3 separate regions of the Homo sapiens genome follow, and regions 1 and 2 are each linked to region 3. Evidence: read pairs that join two places in POLR2A ChIA-PET (ENCODE). Cell type or tissue: CD4-positive, alpha-beta T cell. All regions are shown on one strand. Region 1 has its middle 8.3 kb from the start of SEMA4B. Region 2 has its middle 17 kb from the start of CRTC3. Region 3 overlaps CRTC3 (CREB regulated transcription coactivator 3).

The links. ChIA-PET counts read pairs that join two places held together with the same protein. Peaks named below come from ENCODE experiments on the same cell type or tissue, not always from the same donor. Only the 100,000 strongest peaks of a DNase experiment are listed, where the experiment ranks them.
Region 1: POLR2A ChIA-PET joins it to region 3 with 5 read pairs; 1 of 35 experiments calls an interaction of 5 or more read pairs at or near these places.
Region 2: POLR2A ChIA-PET joins it to region 3 with 5 read pairs; 10 of 35 experiments call an interaction of 5 or more read pairs at or near these places.

The regions. Positions count from the first base shown.
Region 1 is chr15:90,191,734-90,194,233 of GRCh38, reverse strand. It overlaps a transcript of SEMA4B not described here. Among named protein-coding and RNA genes, the nearest start is that of SEMA4B, 8.3 kb to the left of the region's middle. RefSeq lists enhancers at 1,903-2,002, 2,303-2,500. In CD4-positive, alpha-beta T cell, no CTCF peak of the experiment used is centred here; DNase peaks (open chromatin) are centred at 1,213 and 2,293; H3K4me3 peaks cover 402 bases.
Region 2 is chr15:90,511,819-90,514,318 of GRCh38, reverse strand. No RefSeq gene overlaps it. Among named protein-coding and RNA genes, the nearest start is that of CRTC3, 17 kb to the left of the region's middle. RefSeq lists silencers at 596-796, 1,816-2,016. In CD4-positive, alpha-beta T cell, no CTCF peak of the experiment used is centred here; no DNase peak of the experiment used is centred here.
Region 3 is chr15:90,573,262-90,575,761 of GRCh38, reverse strand. All of the region lies in intron 2 of CRTC3 (CREB regulated transcription coactivator 3), which reads right to left. Among named protein-coding and RNA genes, the nearest start is that of CRTC3, 45 kb to the right of the region's middle. In CD4-positive, alpha-beta T cell, no CTCF peak of the experiment used is centred here; a DNase peak (open chromatin) is centred at 1,081; H3K27ac peaks cover 913 bases.

The sequences.
Region 1 (2,500 bases), 380 kb after region 3:
TAGGCTGAACAACTAGCTATGTGTCCTCCTAACTGCACTGTTCAGCCCACATTTCTCCATATTATCCATAAGACTATTATGGGCTGAAAGCAGTGGCTCATTGCCCGTAATCTGAGCACTTTAGGAGGCTGAGGTGGGCGCATCACCTGAGGTCAGGAGTTCGAAACCAGCCTGGCCAACATGATGAAACGCTGTCTCTACTAAAAATATGAAAATTAGCCGGGCGTGGTGGTGCACACCTATAATCCCAGCTACTCAGGAGGCTGAGGCAGGAGAATCGCTTGAACCCGGGAGACAGAGGTTGTAGTGAGCCAAGATGGCGCCACTGTGCTCCAGCCTGGGCACAAGAGTGAAACTCCGTCCCCCCGACCAACCCAAAAAAAAAAAAAGAATATTATGAAAAAGATTGCAAGAAATCTTGTCAAAGTCAAGGTACTAGCTACATTTCCTTCTTCTACCTTCTGCCTACTGCACTCACCTAGAACAGTACCTGATGTTGGCCACATGCTCAATCACTATTTGTTGAGTCCCTGAATCTCCACATCAAGCAGATCCTAAAATGGCAGTGGGGCTGCTTTGCCCTGGTGTCTTGGCAACACATGAGTTGTGTGACTGCTGTGCTCATCTCAGAGCAGAGGAGACAGGGGCTGATGCGGCCTCACTAAGCGGATAATCATATCCTGCTCAAATGCTTCCAATATGTCTTATGTCGACTGGGCAGCAAGTCCTTTGAGGACAGTGACAGGACTTCCATCTTCCAAATCCCCACTGCCTTGCATGGCACTCTAGTAGGAACTCCACAGGGCTGACAAAATGAGGGTCCCAGCTGTCAGCCTGGAGAAGAGCCCTCGAATCCACGCCCCCAGCACAGCAGCTTTGGTCTTTGCGGGCTCCCCTTTCTTCCGTTAGTGTGCTGATGTGTTCTCCCCAGACTAGAAACCACACGAGGACACTGACAGAGAAAAATCTCCTGTGAGCAGACTTCCTGCGAGCGGGAGCGGTTCCCAAGCCAACGATGTGTCTCCTGTTCCCCTTTGCCACTCTTGGATGTTGGCGAGTCTTTCTCAGCCAGAATGCCAGTGTTTATAAAGAGCTCAGGAGGCAGCTTGGAAAGGGAGTACCAAAATAAGAGACGAAGAGAAAAGCACTGCTTCCTCCGTGCCTTGGCCAGCAAAATGAAGTCATCATCAAAGCTGGCCTCTTCTCCATCCACACTCACACGCTCTGGCACCTCCTCCCCATGGACCTTCCTCATTTTTCTCTCTCTCATACACACACACATACATACACAAGGACAGAAGCACAAGAATGTGTATAGGAATCCATTATAAAGAGGCCGAAACGAGGCCAGGCGCAGTGGCTCATGCCTGTAACCCCAGCACTTTGGGAGGCCAAGGCGGGAGGATCACAAGGTCAGGAGTTTGAGACCAGCCTGGCCAATATGGCAAAACCCCATCTCTACTAAAAGTACAAAAATTAGCCAGGCATGGTGGCGTGAGGCTGTAATCCCTGCTACTCGGGAGGCTGAGGCAGGAGAATTGCTTGAACCCAGGAGGCGGAGGCTGCAGTGAGCCAAGATCGTGCCACTGCACTCCAGCCTGGGTGACAAGAGCAAGATTCCATCTCAAAAAAAAAAAAAAAAAAAAAGCTACAAGGGAAAGAAAATAAAGGGAAGCATGGCTAAAAGTAAAAAGCAAATGAACACACATCCCTGCTGCTTCTCTACCCTGCCCAGTACAAAGGGAACAGATGCAGGGCAAGTGCCAGCAGTGTCCAGGCTACATCTGGCCTCCCAAGTGATCAATACCCATTAATCATCCATGGGTACAGCCTCTGCCCAGCTGCATGCAGGCCATGTCCTTGGGCATGGATGGTCCCTGCCAGGCGGCTCCTGGCCAGGTCTGCCTGCTCTAATTCCCACCCAGGGGAACCTGGCTCTGGAGCTCCCACAGTTCTACTCTGGGAGTTGTTGCTTTGTTTGCTGGCTGTGGGGGAGGGGCCTCCTGCCAAGCCCAGTGGAGCTTGAACCCAAAGGTCCCACCCGCCCCCTCCTGGGGTAGCACTCAAGCTCCTCCCCATTCTCGGGTGCTGACTGGCAGGCTGCCCAGCAAGGCCTCGCAGACATACACTGGCTGCAGCCCAGCTCTCCAGGCCTTGGCCCCCCACCACCATCCCCTTGTAGCCCTGAGCTCTCCTCTTATGCCAACCTGCAGCTGCAGCTCTCCACCCTGCCCTGGCTGGGCATGCTGCTGGTGTCTTCTCCCCAGGGGCTGGGCAGCAGCTCAGCTGCAGCATCAGTACATGTTGAAGAGGAAGCGACACCAGCTGGCACACCCTGTGTATTCTTTCAAATCAGCCAATGGCTGCCAAGTCCTCAGGGCTGGGAGCTTCCTTGGGGCAGCGCCTTCTGCAGCAGAGGGCATCCACCCCGGGTCAGCACTTACACTGCCTTCAAAACTCACTGGCAGCTTTTACCCAGGGTCTGGCAACAGATGTAAAT
Region 2 (2,500 bases), 61 kb after region 3:
AGACCAGGCTGGGCAAGATGGCAAAACCCCATCTCTACAAAAAATACAAAAATTAGCCAGGCACGGTGGCGTGTGCCTGTGGTCCCAGCTACTGAAGAGGCTGAGGTGGGAGGATTGCTTGAGCCTGGGAGGTGGAGGTTATAGTGAGGTGAGATCACACCACTGCACTCCAGCCTGGGTGACAGAGCTAGATCCTGTCTCAAAAATAAATAAATAAATAAATAAATAAATAAATAAATAAATAAAATTTAAAAATCCTGTTATTCCACAAGCTTGTACCCACTAGTTTTAGTATGCATTGATAATTATTGCCCCTTTCCCATTTATTTGTTTATATCAGAATGGACTCATGAATTCTAATTTTAATGGGTTATAATTCATTACTGGTTGGGGTTCAGTCAGGCTGGTGGGAAAAATTTTAGTTATAATAGCCACAAACCCTCTTGGAAGGCCTGAGAGTTTGCATAATTGTGGTAATAGATCTGGCTGAAGGCAGCCTAGTCCCTTTACCTTTAAATAGATTAAAGTAGATACAAAGAAATGTGGGGGAGTTTATCTAAACTAGCTTGTTTACTCATGTGGTCCTAAGACTAACCTTTGATCTACTGTGGGTGCTTAATTGCTTTCTACTCAGGAGGTTGGCAATGTCAATTACCCTCTAGCTGTGTTGACTCAAGCCTTTGTCAATTAATCTTTACTGAACAAATGTGAGTCTCCCTGGATGGTGGAGGCCACGGCTGCTACTCTTTATAGCACTCTTCTTGGAGTCTGTAAGTGGCCCAGATGCTCAGCTGGACTGGCAAAGCAGAATATCTGTGTCAGTGTACTTTATTCATCTGTTGTTGGGTCTGCGGGACAGACCCCTGCAACTACTGTTATTATTTTAGTACTTAAAATTATCCCAGATTTACTGTCTGCATCCTTTTACCATGTTTCCATTTTTTTTAGTATTTCTTCCTGTCTAGGCACCCAATATTTTAGGCTCATGTTGTACTTTGTCTGCTTGGCCCCAGAATCAGCCATTTCTCCATGGAGCCCTGGTTCCTTTTAGTGGAGAAGGGTGTTTGGACACTGGTTCTCCTTTTTTTCTGGGAGCTAGTTCTGAGTTAGCTTTTTTTTTTTGCTTTGCTTTTTTTTTTTTCTGAGGCGGAGTCTCACTGTCACCCAGGCTGGAGTGCAGTGGCTTGGTCTCGGCTCACTGCAATCTCTCCCTCCCAGGTTCAAGTGATTCTCCTGCCTCAGCCTACGGAGTAGCTAGAACTACAGGCATGCACTGCCACACCAAGCTAAGTTTTTGTATTTTTAGTACAGACAGGGTTTCATTATGTTGGCCAGGCTGGTCTCAAACCCCTGACCTCAGGTGATCCACCTGCCTTGACGTCCCAAAGTGCTGGGATTACAGGTGTGAGCCACCGTGCCTGGCCTCTGAGTTAGCATTAAACAGGAGGAGTTTGACTTTAATTCTCATCACATCATTTTTTCTGTCATGTGCCTTTTCAGCTCCCACCATAAAGGTCTCTGTACCTCCGTCCCCATAGGCATTGGGAATATTTTTCTCCAGAAACAAAAGCCAGTGGCTATGAGCAACTATCATAAGTTTATCAAGTGCACATTCTTATACATCACATCAAAATTATTTTCTAGACAAGTGGGGACAAAATTTACACAGAACAAGTATCTGCAATTTAAGAACAAAAGTTTTAAACAAACTTACCAAAATAGAAATGTAGAATGGAGTCCAAAATTCTTTGACAAATGTGGCATACAAATGCACATTTTTGCTTTTCTGTTTCCTAGGTAATATTTACCATTTGTTGAAAGCTTAAAGTCGGGTTCTGTTCTAGCTTCCTCTTTTCTCCAGGATTTCGAAGAATGTGTTCCATGGAACATGAGTTTCACTGATGGCTAATAGGAGCTTTCTAAAGGGTAAGAGGGAGGGGATTGTGTGGTCAGATACATTTGGGGAAAGCTATGCTACACAAAGCTAAGCAAGTTTCTTGACTGTAGAACTTCTCAGAGCTTTTTTTTTTTTTTTTTTTTGGACAGAGTCTCACTCTGTCGCCCAGGCTGGAGTGCAATGGCACGATCTTGGCTCACTGCAACATCTGCCTCCTGAGTTCAAGAGATTCTCCTACCTCAGCCTCCTGAGTAGCTTAGACTACAGGCACGTGCTACCATGCCCAGCTAATTTTTTGTATTTTTAGTAGAGCCAAGGTCTCACCATGTTGGCCAAGCTGTTCTCAAACTCTTGACCTCAGGTGATCCACTTGCCTCAGCCTCCCAAAGTGTTGGAATTACAGGCGTGAGCCACCATACCCAGCCCTAAGGGCTTTTACATATGTGTTGTGACTTCCAAATATGACAGAATACAACATTTCCCAAACTTCCTTGATCACAGAATACTTCTTCAGGAGTACTTGCCAGCCCTATGCCCCACTATTCCTTCCCCTAATGTTCAGTGAATCCATTCTACTTCCTAAATACCTCTAGAATTCTCCCA
Region 3 (2,500 bases):
AAGTGAATTAATCTTACCAGGTTTCTAAAATATAATATGAAGCTATAATCATTAATTAAAATAGTGTGATTCTGGTGTATGAATAGACACGCAGATTAATAAAAGAGAATAGGAAGTCTCAAAATCCAATCAAACTATGAGAATTTAGTTTATGATGGAAGTAGCATTTAAACTATCGGAGAAAAGATGATTATTCATAAATAGTGTTGAGACAACTAGCTAGCAAAGTGGAAAAAAAATAAGCCAGATTCACACTGCATACCTTACACTGGCATAAGCACATGATGGATCAAAGATTTTATATTTGAAAATAAAGGTATAAAGTGTTAGCAAAAACAAAAGAAGATAACTTTCTAACTATAACAAAAAACCTGGGAGCAACCAAAAAGGCATTAACTTTTCTTTTTTTTGAGACGGAGTTTCATCCTTCTAGCCCAGTCTAGAGTGCAATGGCACAATCTTGGCTCACTGCAACCTCCGCCTCCCGGGTTCAAGCGATTTTCCCGCCTCAGCCTCTTGAGTAGCTGGAATTGCAGGCACCTGCCACAACGCCCATCTAATTTTTATATTTTTAGCAGAGACGGGGGTTTCACTCAGTTGGCCAGGCTGGTCTCGAACTGCTGACCTCAGGTGATCCACCCACCTCAGCCTCCCAAAGTGCTGGGATTACAGGAGTGAGCCACTGCATCCAGCCAACATTAACTTTTGATACATGAAAAAATTGTAATGTCTGTTAGAAAAAAAATTTCAGTATAAAGAAAGTCAAATGACAAGTGGCAAATGTGGAAAATATTTACATCTCATATCACAGATAAATGGCTAGTTTTTCTAATATATAAAAACTCCTAAAAATCAGTAAGAAAAAGATCAACCACACAAAAGAATTAAAGGCAAAAGATATGAACAGATTGTTCACGGTAAACATAATACAAATGGTTCATAAACAGGAAAAAACACACGTTACTCATAAGAAAAATGCACAAATTAAAACTAAACAGAAACATAATTTTTCTACTATGTAGACTAACAGAGATCAAACAGTTTGACAAAACACTGAGTTGGGGAGGATGTGGGCAAACAGGCACTTTCATATACAGCAGAGAGGAATGTACAACTTCTAGGGAGGGTGAACTGACAATATCTACTAAAACTACACATGCATATGCTTGTGCCCCAGCAACTTCACTTCTAGTCATTTTTCTTGCAGCTATACCTGTATATGTATGAAACTGTATGTGCATAATGTTGTTCATTGAAGCATAGTTTTTTTGTTTTGTTTTGTTTTGAGACAGAGTCTCGCTCTGTCACCAGGCTAGAGTACAGTGGCGCGATCTCGGCTCACTGCAACCTCCGCCTCTCAGGTTCAAGCTATCCTCCTGCCTCAGCCTCCTGAGTAGCTGGGACTACAGGTGCGCACCACCACACCCAGCTAATTTTTTGTATTTTTAGTAGAGACAGGGTTTCACCATGTTGACCAGGATGCTCTCGATCTCTTGACCTCGTGATCTACCAACCTCGGCCTCCCAAAGTGCTGGGATTACAGGTGTGAGCCACCACGCCCGGCCAATAAGTTTATATATTTTTTTAAAATCTGTAAATTACTTAAATGTTCATTAATAGGGAACTAGCTGAATAAATTATGACAAAGTCATATAAAAGAATACTGTGTACTAATTTTTAAAACAGATAAAGGTGTACTTTGTGAACTGACATGGGAAGATCTCCAAGATGTATTATTCACTTAACTTTATTCACTTAACTTCATTCAAGCAAGGTACAGACATGTGTATGGTCAACTATCTTCAGAGAAAAGTGTGGCATGAGGTGGACTATATATTCACATTTGCTGATACATACATAAAATATTCCTGAAGGAATAAATAAACGTGACAACAGTGGTTGCACCTGTGGGGAGTGAACTGGGTGGCTAGGACAGAGATGGAGAGGATACTGTTCACTGCACTTTTTGCTTATCTTTAATCTTAGACCACATGAATGTATGTTCATATGTATCTGCCTAAAAACATAACTAAAAGTAAAATCAAAGAACATATTACAAAGTTACAATAATATACTGATGTGGAAATGGACAGAGGAATAGGTAGCCATATCAATGGGAAAAAAAACAGTAAAAAACAGAACAAGCTATGTAAAAAAGAAATTATTCAAGAATTGAGACAATAGATTAGCTACAGAGGAAAAAAAAAATGGGAACCCTCTCTCAAATCTCACATCAAAATAAATTCCAAAGTAATAATAGCATTAGAATACAATATGGATGAAAAACGGGTGAATGTTTAAGAAATCTTGGCATGATTAAGGCCACTCTAAACATACTAGAAATTGTAACACAGCAGTCACAGAAAGACCAACACATTTAACTCATACAAATTAGAGCATAAAACTCCCAAACAAAAACTACTAGATGGAGAAAATATTTGGAATATACAAGGAAGATTACGGTAGACAGACTCCAAGGTATCCCACAATGATGTCCACC